2 separate regions of the Homo sapiens genome follow, and region 1 is linked to region 2. A link is a loop called in an ENCODE intact Hi-C map of the cell type or tissue named here. Cell type or tissue: ascending aorta. All regions are shown on one strand. Links, peaks and the distances in the headings refer to the core of each region. The heading gives the core; the rest is flanking DNA.

What was found. Hi-C counts contacts between places; a loop is a spot of excess contacts. Peaks named below come from ENCODE experiments on the same cell type or tissue, not always from the same donor. Only the 100,000 strongest peaks of a DNase experiment are listed, where the experiment ranks them.
Region 1: it touches region 2 in a loop (4-fold over the local background); 3 of 110 quality-filtered maps call a loop at or near these places.

What each region holds. Positions count from the first base shown.
Region 1 is chr18:63,977,085-63,982,767 of GRCh38, forward strand. SERPINB8 (serpin family B member 8) reads left to right here. Exons shown (of 7, transcript NM_002640.4): 2 at 1,215-1,392; 3 at 2,717-2,854; 4 at 4,637-4,754. The coding sequence starts at 1,225. Among named protein-coding and RNA genes, the nearest start is that of SERPINB8, 9.8 kb to the left of the region's middle. In ascending aorta, for the core only: a CTCF peak has its summit at 2,473 (motif pointing left); a DNase peak (open chromatin) is centred at 2,487; H3K4me3 peaks cover 1,150 bases; H3K27ac peaks cover 838 bases.
Region 2 is chr18:62,434,508-62,440,190 of GRCh38, forward strand. No RefSeq gene overlaps it. Among named protein-coding and RNA genes, the nearest start is that of ZCCHC2, 86 kb to the right of the region's middle. In ascending aorta, for the core only: no CTCF peak of the experiment used is centred there; DNase peaks (open chromatin) are centred at 2,404, 2,784, 3,124, 3,634 and 1 weaker place; H3K4me3 peaks cover 1,496 bases; H3K27ac peaks cover 4,037 bases.

The DNA of each region.
Region 1 (5,683 bases), core at 167-5,166, 1.5 Mb after region 2:
ATTGGAGACATTAAACTGAAAGATAATTAGCAGCAATAGGGGGATTTTGTGTAATGATTAAGAATTCAGGCTCTGGAATCAAACTGTGGGTGCCAGGCGTTTATGACTACCTGAGGGTTCTGGAATGAGTTACTAAACCTCACTCAGTCTTCTCATCTCTAAAGTGGGGCAATAACTATACTGACCTCAATGTGTTATTGGGTGATAATGGAAAGTGCTGAAAACAGTGCCTGGCACCAAGATCTTTTTTTTTTTTTCCTGAGATGGAGTCTCACTCTGTTGCCCAGGCTGGAGTGCAGTGGCGTGATCTCGGCTCTCTGCAGCCTCCACCTCCTGGGGCTCAAGTGATTCTCCTGCCTCAGCCTTCCAAGTAGCTGGGATTACAGGTGCCCGCCACCATGCCTGGATAATTTTTGAATTTTCAATAGAGATGGGGTTTCACCTTGTTGGCCAGGCTGGTCTCGAACTGCTGACCTCAAGTGATCTGCCTGCCTTGGCTTTCCAAAGTGCTGGGATTACAGGTGTGAGGCACCACACCCGTCCGCACAAAGACCTTTTGGCTGCTGCTATACCAAGGGAGGAAGTAAGCAGGTGTTGCAGGGTGTCTGTGCCCCTGTTGCTAAGAGGGATACAAGTCATAGGCCCTGAGATTGGCTATTTTATGAATAAACCAGTGTTTTTGTTTCCTATTGGTGTGATAACACTTTACCACAAATTTAGTGGCTGAAAAATGACACACATTTATTATCTTATGGTTCTGGAAGTCCTAAGTCCAAAATGGTACAGCATAGCAATGTTATTTTCTGGAGTCTCTAGAAGAAAATCTGTTCCTTGCCTTTTCTGGCTTCTCGAGGAGGTTGCATTCCTTCATCAGTGGCCCCTATCCCTCTGACCTCTGCTTCCGTCCTCATGTCTCTGTCTCTGACTCTGCCCCTCCTGCCTCTCTCTTTTAAGGACGCTCGTGATTCCATTAAGCCCACTGGGATAACTCAGGATAATCTCAGATCTCAAAATACTTAACTGAATACCATTTGCAAAGTCCTTATTGCCAGGGCAGATCATGTAGTCACAGGTTTTGGGAATTAGGAGTGGAAGTCTTTGGAGGGTGGTTCTTCCACCTACCACCTCAGCGTCCACTGACTGGGGGATGAATGACTGCGTGGCTACCGGAGTCATTGGCTTATGTGCTTTTCCCTGCTGTGCCTTTGATGCAGACCTTCTCTGATGGATGACCTCTGTGAAGCAAATGGCACTTTTGCCATCAGCTTATTTAAAATATTGGGGGAAGAGGACAACTCAAGAAACGTATTCTTCTCTCCCATGAGCATCTCCTCTGCCCTGGCCATGGTCTTCATGGGGGCAAAGGGAAGCACTGCAGCCCAGATGTCCCAGGTATGTGTGCTTGTCACAAAGGAAGGAGAACAGTGTGTTTCCCTTGTGCTTCCATACAGCTGTCTTTCTGTACTTTTGCTCTAGCTGAGGCCTGTGGAGCTGGAGGTAGAAGGAGGAGCAGCTCGGCAGTGGAGAAGAGCAGAAAGGGGTAGAAAGGTGAAATGTGTTGGACAGATCATCTCCTCTGATGTTTATGGGAGAAGTCAAGCCATAGAGTTATTTTCTCTAGATCAGATCATCAATACAGTCTGGCAAATTCACATCTTTGATAAGTAGGATAAAGTATAATTCTGTCCCACAAGAAAGCAAAATATTCCAATTTTGTTACATTTTAAACTTTTGCTAACATTATATTTTTAATAGACATGTGGGTGCGTAGATTAACTTTTTGTTAAGTGGGTTATTTTAGTGCATGATTATGCATCCTAGAAGAGGAATGTAACACAAGTGTGGACTTATATCTTCTGGAGTGATTTGAGGAATATATAATCTGTTTGATTCAAAATGGTGATGTATGACCTTATCTACAAACGAGGTGTGGGATAATGCTTTAGGAACAGTTCTCTGACTATTGGTGAAGATGTCCCAGATAATTGCCAAATGGATATCATTTTGCCACCAATATCAGGAGTGTATAGACAGTCTCCTAAAATGCACCCAGGGACCCCAGTTGACATCCTTCTGTGGTTGTTTCTTTCAACTGATTGGAGGAGTGAGGCTTTGGACTGGGGGTGATCGAGAGATATAGGAATAACCTTAATTCTCACTCTGACTTGACATTTAATTTATAATATGGTCTGGAGAACTTCTGTAAAATTGCAGATGAAACATTTTTAGTTTTATTGCTGCTTTTGTTTGTATTACCCGAGTTGTAATTCATCCCAGTTACTTACTTTTTTCTGTTCTGCCTTCCCCCTGAATTATCGCACACTGCCTTGCTGGCATGAATAAATTTGCTAGACTAGTGGTTCTCACCTGGTGGGTGGGAGGTAGGGGTCGGTGGGTGAATTTTTCCTTCCTGGGGACCCTTGCGAAGACCTGGAGTTTTAGATCCCATAACTGAGAGGTGCTACTGACATCTAGTGGATGGAAGCCAGAAGTGCTGCAAAAATCCTACAATGCTTATATGAGACAAGGAAGTGTCCTGGCCCCAAATGTCAATGCTGCATTGCCCACGTTGAGAAACCCTGTGCTAGACAATTAGGCCAAACCTTTTTAAAGTAGGATCCTGTGTGGTTTTTTTAGTACAGAGGTTTGTTTGGAGAAAGCTCTTTGGGAGAGTATAATGGCAGCGTTAAAAGTCAGTGTTGGTTTCTGTTCCCAGGCACTTTGTTTATACAAAGACGGAGATATTCACCGAGGTTTCCAGTCACTTCTCAGTGAAGTTAACAGAACTGGCACTCAGTACTTGCTTAGAACTGCCAACAGACTCTTTGGAGAAAAGACGTGTGATTTCCTTCCAGTAAGTAGTATTCACATATTGATGACAAAGAAATTGAAAGTAAGTTAGACTACAGAAGAGCAGATAATAAAGTATAACTGTACTGACTTAAAACGTGCTTGGAATTACACTTCTGAAATTACAATTTTAGATTTTATGATGACTTCTGAATTACGTCCTTTGTAAATTGTTACTGATACACCCATCCCTGTTATCAATCCCAATATGTCAATTCTCCTGCACGCAGCCCTGCTTCTCCCCCTTAATTCCCTGTCCCTGAGTGACCACATCATTCAACACGCTGTACAGAGCTCCTCCCCAGTCCCAAGTGTGGTTATTCGGCTGCCTCCTGCTGAGGTAGCCTCTCAAATTCTCTTAAATTTGCCCGCCCTCTTCTGAATTGCACCTACAACTGACACAATCGTCTTTCTAAAATGAAAATCTGTTCATAAAATTGAGGTTTTAAATCTAAGCAGTTTCTATTTACTTCAGCATATAATTCCAAGGTTCCCTAGTCCAGCCTGGCATAATGCAATCAGTGAGGTTCAAAAATCATGCCACCTGATATGCAGGGTGATGTTGTCTTAAAATTAGTGAACTGATTGCAGCAAGCTTGGCCATCCTATTGGCTGGAGGTTCTGAGAGGACTCCTCTAAGGCTCAAATACATCCCTGTCCTGGTAGCTGCTGGGTGCTGTTCCCGGAATTTGCCTGCTCTGGGTTTATCTACCTCAGAAGGTGACTCTGGATCCCAGGAATCTCCTGATGAATCCATTTCATTTTTGAACATCAGCCTGATCTACTACTGTTGTAATACTTGGGACACAGGGAGCCAACCTCTACTTTTCCTGGTGGCTTGGCTCCTCCTTCCCTCTATATCCTCTTTCTTTGGCTGAAATTAAAATATTTGAGAACAGGGAATGGACAGAGGCTGGGAGCCAGTTTCCAGGCCTATTATATCCAAAGCCAGGTTTTTGTGAGGTAAGTTATCTGGGTTTTAATGTGTTGGGTACAGGACTTTTCTGATTGGACCCCAACTTACATTTCAAGGCTCTTCCCCTGCCACTGTTTCCCTTAATCCCCTCCCTGATACACACAAACACACATACACATGTACACACACACACAAACATGCATGCAATCCACACACATGCAGGTGCCCAAGCACTCACATGTACACATGTGCACTCATGCACACAGATGTTCACACGCATGCACACGTATGAACCCAGTTGCACACACACCCTATGATCCAGGCCTATCACGCTCCATTCCCATGGGGCCTTCCTTGCTCTGTATTCTTCCAACCAACCATATGACCCAGATCTAAAATGCTATTTCCTTCTTTGCAGTTCAACACGATTTCTTAACAATCTAGTTCCCTTATAAAGCCTCTCGTTTAACCAAAACCACAATACTGTAGTTGGTGCTGGTGATGCAAAATGAGTAAAAGTGTGTTAGACTGCCTAGTGAGGGAAGCAATATTAAAGTCAGTGGAGAGCGTTTGACAAGGATGCTCCTGTGATGTTTTGTGGATAGTGGCAGCTCATGATGTCCTGTAAGTGTCTGGGTGTCTCAGCTGCCTCTTCTCAGGCTGTGGACCTCCTCAAGCCAAGCACCTTGCCCAGTACCAGGCAAGAATAGGTGGCCCATACATTTTTGTTAATTGCACGCATGCACCTTGAAGTGGAGTGTGACCTGTCCAAGCACTTATTGTAGAAATGCAGTAAGAGAAAACAAAATGCTTTTGCATTTGTGGGAACCTTTACCAAATGAGACTAAACTCAGTGTTTTGTGTTTGCAGGACTTTAAAGAATACTGTCAGAAGTTCTATCAGGCAGAGCTGGAGGAGTTGTCCTTTGCTGAAGACACTGAAGAGTGCAGGAAGCATATAAATGACTGGGTGGCAGAGAAGACTGAAGGTGAGACAGTTTCATTTCTGTTGATTTGGAATTACTATACAACGAGGCTTAGATTGACTGGGATGGGACTTCCCAGGGTGTTGCCACTGTGACCTGCATACCACAGGCCTGTTTGTATGTGTTTGCTGAGTTTACAGGCCAGCAATGCAACTCTGTCATTTCTTATCAGATCATGAAGTACTGATTTCTAAAACTAATGTTGAATCTCTGACCTCCTCCCCTGTGGACCGTGCTGGAAAATCCCTGGAAAATGGCTCCTCCTTGGAATTCTGTTAATCTTCTATCTGAGAGGCCCTTCCATGCTCGGAGACAGAATGGCATTCAATTAAGTTGCGGCTTAGAGAGGGCAACATTTCATGCTCTCATGTTATCTCCTCCGCGTGGTAATGGGACAGCTCAGTAGTTTGATCTGCAGCCTTCTCCTTCCTTTTTAACTTGGCCATGGCTACATTTGCTCTCAGAGTGTGGCCTTTTCTGAATTTGTTCCCTATTCTGGAGGTGCAGCGACATGGAGCCTGCAGTGTTCCCTGCCCAGACCACATTCCATCCCACCAGAAATATTTCTGCCAGTTCTTTACTTCAGTAGGAAAAAGGGGGAGTCATACTTTAAAGCATCCTAAATACCTAACAAGTAATTTCGATACTTGTAAACGGTGGAGGAATTAAGTCACTTATTTCAAGGGCCAACCTAGCACTCATTATTGCATCCATTCCATCCTATGTCGCAACCACTGTGTGTCCAGCAGAAGTAATGCCCCTGATTCTACTGAAAGCCAATACAATAATTACCATGGGAAGGGAAGAGCCTTTTGTGTTTTCATACATCATCTGCCTAGTGGTCTTTCCAGTTGTTCAACAGTACTGTCACCTGAGGAACCTAGAAGTTTCTCCACACCTTCCCCCCACTGCCCTATACCTGTCACTGCTCT
Region 2 (5,683 bases), core at 220-5,219:
GGGGTCTCACTACGTTGCTCAGGCTGGTATCAAAATCCTGGGCTCAAGCAATCCTCCTGCCTTGGCGTTCCAGTGCTGAGATTACAGGTGTGAGCCACTACGCCCAGCCCCAGTTTTTCTTTTATTAAACTTCACATATATAATCATGGCAGATAAATAAATACTACATTGCCAAAAAAGGAAAAAAAGTAAATACTTTTAAATTCTGGTCTTTTTCTGAGAAAAGGGGAAGAACTTTTACCTACATATTGCTAATGCATGGGACATTATAGTTTTTGGTTCTGAGACTTCTGCAAATTTGTCAGTGATTTAATCAAAGTTGATTTTCCTTGCAGAGCCACATTTAATATGCAATGTAGCCAGGTTTATTATTCTAGCTTCACTCACTGTTGGCAGAGGGATACTTTTGACTCATCTTAATTTCTGAAGTTTTGTTTCCCCCGTAGCCAAAAGCATACAAGAAGTTCAGAAAAGCCATAAACATAAGGATAAATTTGCAGATTCCATTGCACAACAAATTCCGGAAATGGCAATACACTTCAAGTCTTTGTTTCTTCAGGATGGATTATTGTAGCAGCTTTCAAATGTCTCCACAGTTGAACATTTTTCACTAAGAAAACCATCACCGGGAAATGTATTATACGTTTCTATTATACTTGGTTTTCAAGTTTTCTGCAAAAATCAGGGAAAGCAGCTGAATGACAGCAAGCAGGGACTTACTTAAACCATTGTGTTCTGTCCAGCTCCTGGTAAAATTGACTGAGGTGTCCAAACACTGCCTCTGAAACTTCTTCTGGCAATTTAAGACTGGCACCTTGGATCATTTCATCCAACACTTCTTCTTTGACTGTTGATTCTCTTTTCTATGTAACTGTCCATTTTCTCCCTGACAATCACCTTTTCTTCTGGTGGAGGTAACAGCCCCCTCTCCACATTTCTCCGTGCTGATCTGCAAGGAACGATTTTAAAAAGCTTGGTGTACCTGTTCAAGGTGCATTCTGACAGTCTGAATATATTTTTGCCTGGTTGCAGAGGTTGCAGAGAATGACAGAATTGAAGTCATTCAAGTTCCTTGTCTCTGCCTACAATCACTCCCATTGTCTACTTCTCATCCACTGTTTGGAACAGACACGTGTAGCGGAGTGCTTGTGAATTGACAGCCAAATTAACTTCCATGTGGAATACAATGTTTACTAAAGGATAAACAGTAAAAATGTGCTAATTTAAGCGGAAGCTATACTATTAAACTCAACAGTAACCACAGCTGTTTAGAACTTAGACCAACAAAAGATGATTGGAGGAGGAGTACTGTGTCCCTAACATTATATAGAATTGCCAACACGTAGAGCCGTGCTTAGATCGTTTTATTAGTGTTGTTAAATTCTCTGCAGACAATGTCCCCCGTCATTGCCTGCACCAGGGCAGACTGTCCACTGCCCTCCCTTGCTATACCATAGATCTTAATCTACTGCAGCCTTTAACCAGAAAATTCAGTGGCCTCCCGTGCACAGCTTAGATCTCCGGAACATCCAACCCTTCTGACTATCATAAGAATTCTTACTGATTTCATTATTGACTGGATTAAATAGATTTAAAAGACAGAAATCTCACAGGTTTTTTCCTCCTGCTCAAGTGACAACCCCTTTCGCTATGAAGGAACCCACCAATAACACATCCCTGTCATCTCTCAAGCCCAGCTCTTGCTGGGGAAGAAGAGGGTTCTTTCTGGGGTCTCCCTCTGGCTCCCTGTGTACTCTTTTATCCCTGGCATCTGGGAAGCGGAGTCCTTGTTCCCTTTCAGCTACTAATTAGCTTTGGGATCCTGGCGAAAATGACTTTTCCTTCTGCTTCCTCATTAAAAACAAAACAAGGCCAGGCGTGGTGGCTCACTCCTGTAATCCCAGCACTTTGGGAGGCTGAGGTGGGTGGATCACCTGAGGTCAGGAGTTCGAGACTAGCCTGGCCAACATGGTGAAACTCTCTACTAAAAATACAAAAAATTAGCCAGGCATGGTGGCGGGCGTCTGTAATCCCAGCTACTCGGGAGGCTGAGGCAGGAGAATCGCTTGAACCCGGGAGGCGGAGGTCGCAGTGAACCGAGATCACGCCACTGCACTCCATCTCAAAAACAAAAACAAGCAAACAAGCAAATGGGCAAACATTTAACTGAGTGATTTCTCAGGCCCCTTCAGGGCTTGGCTAGGAGGTCAGATGGCCTTGGCTGGGCCATCCTGGGCTGCTGCAGATGGTGTCAAGGAAGTGAAAGTTCAGATCCTGAAACCGCTGCTCCCTCCCTCAGGCGTGGCCGCAGGCAGTTCCTTGTCCCCATCCCGGGGACATTGCTGACTTTTTAGCTGGTTTCCTTGTTTGGCATCCTCAGAACCATTAGGCCCTGGAGATTTCCAGATGTCTTTTTTAACAATCAGAGCTGGATTTCCTGGGCAATGCCCGCCTCATGCAAACATTCTTATTTTTTATGGCACTGCCCTCAGAGTGTGCAGGAATGAGTTCTAAAGGACAACTCTGGCTCGGCCCAAGGCCATGCTTCCATTCCATACACCCCCTCACACAATCTCACTCCAACCTGTGACGCAGGATGGGGTAGAATCATTATTCCCATTTTAGAGATGGGGAAGCTGAGATGCCAAAGCTTGGAATGAACCACCCAAGGTGATACAGCAGCCCTTTGGGGCAGAACTGGAACTAGAACACCCTCATCCCCATTTCTCCTTACTCACCCACCCCAGCTCCAGCTAGCTTAGCTCAGGCTTGGCCCAGGCCCAGTAATCCCGGTTACACAACTGATATCGGGCACGTACTCAGCTAGAGAGTATAAATAGACCCAGTGCCTTGCCACTGAGAATTTATGATTCAAAAATCACAAGGTTTTACATTGAGTAACCAGATGTCTTTAGAAATATGGCAAAGGAGTAATAGCATAGAAACAGCTCATTTCTATGACTTTGTTTATTTGTGTGTTTTAAATTTGTCACCTATGTCTGGCAACAACACATTTAGGAAGCTGTCCTAAAAAAAGCTATTCACCAGGGATGACACATTTGTGGCACATGCCCTGAGGAGTCCCTGGGGATGTCTGTGGCACGTTGCGACTCTATCACAGCTCTGCCCACTTGGCCCAGATGAGCCTCAGAATCTTCCCTAATCCAGCACTCTGCCCAGACACGTATCTGACAGGGGATTTCAGCTAGTGAGCCAAATTCGATTTGCTGTCCCTGCCACACATTTCAGGCTGCTTATTCCAGGAAATGTGAAATTCCGGTTGTTTGCCCTTTCAGGGAGCTGCAGCCTGGTAACCTTACTCTTCTCTCCATTCACACCACCCCCCCACCCCCCAAACAAGCACTAGGGGCAACGAGCTGCTGGGAAGTGCTAAGCACAGCTTAAAACAGAAGTTACACACCTGAGGTCTGTAAAACCTCGGCAGAAGTGGCCGCAGTTGACTGTGGAAATTATTTCATTGGTAAAGCACTCCTTCCTGAATCCTTCCCAGGATTCCTGGGCAGATGTTCTTTGTAAAGCCCCCTCCCCCAGCCAGAGATCCTCATGTGCCTCATCGCCTTGAGAATCGCAGCTGTCTTGAAGATCTTTCCTATTTCTGGGAGGACTGAGTCTTGAAGGTGGAGTCAAATCGTTTGGAAATGATTTATGTGGACATTTCGGCCGGGGTGAGTGGTGAGGAAGGAACCCTGAGCGCCAGCCACACCCTTTACCCTTCCTAGGACGTCCAAGTCGCATACCCATTAAGTTAGTCCGTCTTAAAGGTCAACATGGGGTAAGTCCGGGATTAGGACCTGAAAGGAGCCATGAGCCCTGTGCTGGGGCTAAGTTGCATTCCCCCAAAATTCCACGTCCACCCAGAACCTCAGAATACAGCCTCATTTGGAAACAGGATCTTTGCAGATGTAATTAAGGGGGGAGATGAGATCACACTGGATTAGGGTGAGCCCTCAATCCAATGAGAGTGTCCTCATAAGAGAGGGAAAGGGACGCACAGAGACACGGAGAAGGCCACGTGGCGACGGAGGCAGAGACCGGAGGGATGCCGCTCCAAGCCCAGGCGTGCCGAGGAAGAGGCAGGGGACGATTTTACCCTGGGACCTTCGGAAAGAGCATAGCTCTGCCAACACTTTGATGTTTGGACATCTGACCTCCAGGACTCTGACACATACATTTCTGTTATTTCAAGCCACCCAGTTTGTGGTCATCGGTTCCAGCAGCCTTCTCAAACTAATACACTTTCCAAATAATATACCTGCTCCCAAGTCTTCACTCAGGTTCTGCTCTTGGGAGAGAGGAAACCCAAACTAAGACAGTAGGTATAAATACCCTCATATTACAGGTGAGGAAACTGAGGCACGGCTTCACTCACAAAGCAGCTGTGGGACCCAAGCACCCAGCAGCTATGTTGGGGCTCAGATGAGGCTGAGTCCATTCTCTACGCTGTCTGCTGTGGCGCATCAGTGATTCTGAATGTAAACTGAAGGCCTACGGCAGCTTTGTCAGCTCAGCAGCCAAGCAAATGACCCGAGAAAAATGGGGGCAATCACAGGCTACTTGGTGCTGGAAATGGGGTCATTAAAACATAAAATTATCAGACCCTTTTGTAAGCAATGGTTGCCGTGAGAAGGCCCATGAGGCAGTAGGGGGTGGGGAACTAATCTCTTTCTTTACACCTTGGGGAAGCAGACCTTCAACAGGCTCAGTCGCCAGGTCCTTTGTCGCATACATGGTCATTGGTTGGGAAGATTCAGTTAATCAGGGCACTTTGCCTGAGAAAATCGCTTTAACAATTTTTTTTCTTTTTTATTATTATTATTATACTTTAAGTTTTAGGGTACATGTGCACAATGTGCAGGTTAGTTACATATGTACACATGTGCCATGCTGGTGTGCTGCACCCAATTAACTCGTCATTTAGCATTAGGTATATCTCCTAATGCCATCCCTCCCCCCTCCCCCCACCCCACAACAGTCCTCAGAGTGTGATGTTCCCCTTCCTGTGTCCATGTGTTCTCATTGTTCAATTCCCATCTATGAGTGAGAACATGCAGTGTTTGGTTTTTTGTCCTTGCGATAGTTTACCGAGAATGATGATTTCCAATTTCATCCATGTCCCTACAAAGGACATGAACTCATCCTTTTTTGTGGCTGCATAGTATTCCACGGTGTATATGTGCCACATTTTCTTAATCCAGTCTATCATTGTTGGACATTTGGGTTGGTTCCAAGTCTTTGCTATTGTGAATAGTGCCACAATAAACATACGTGTGCATGTGTCATTATAGCAGCATGATTTATAGTCCTTTGGGTATATACCCAGTGATGGGATGGCTGGGTCAAATGGTATTTCTAGTTCTAGATCCCTGAGGAATCGCCACACTGACTTCCACAATGGTTGAACTAGTTTACTGTCCCACCAACAGTGTAAAAGTGTTCCTGTTTCTCCATATCCTTTCCAGCACCTGTTGTTTCCTGACTTTTTAATGATTGCCATTCTAACAGGTGTGAGATGGTATCTCATTGTGCTTTTGATTTGCATTTCTCTGATGGCCAGTGATCATGAGCATTTTTTCATGTGTTTTTTTGGCTGCATAAATGTCTTCTTTTGAGAAGTGTCTGTTCATATCCTTTGCCCACTTTTTGATGGGGTTGTTTGTTTTTT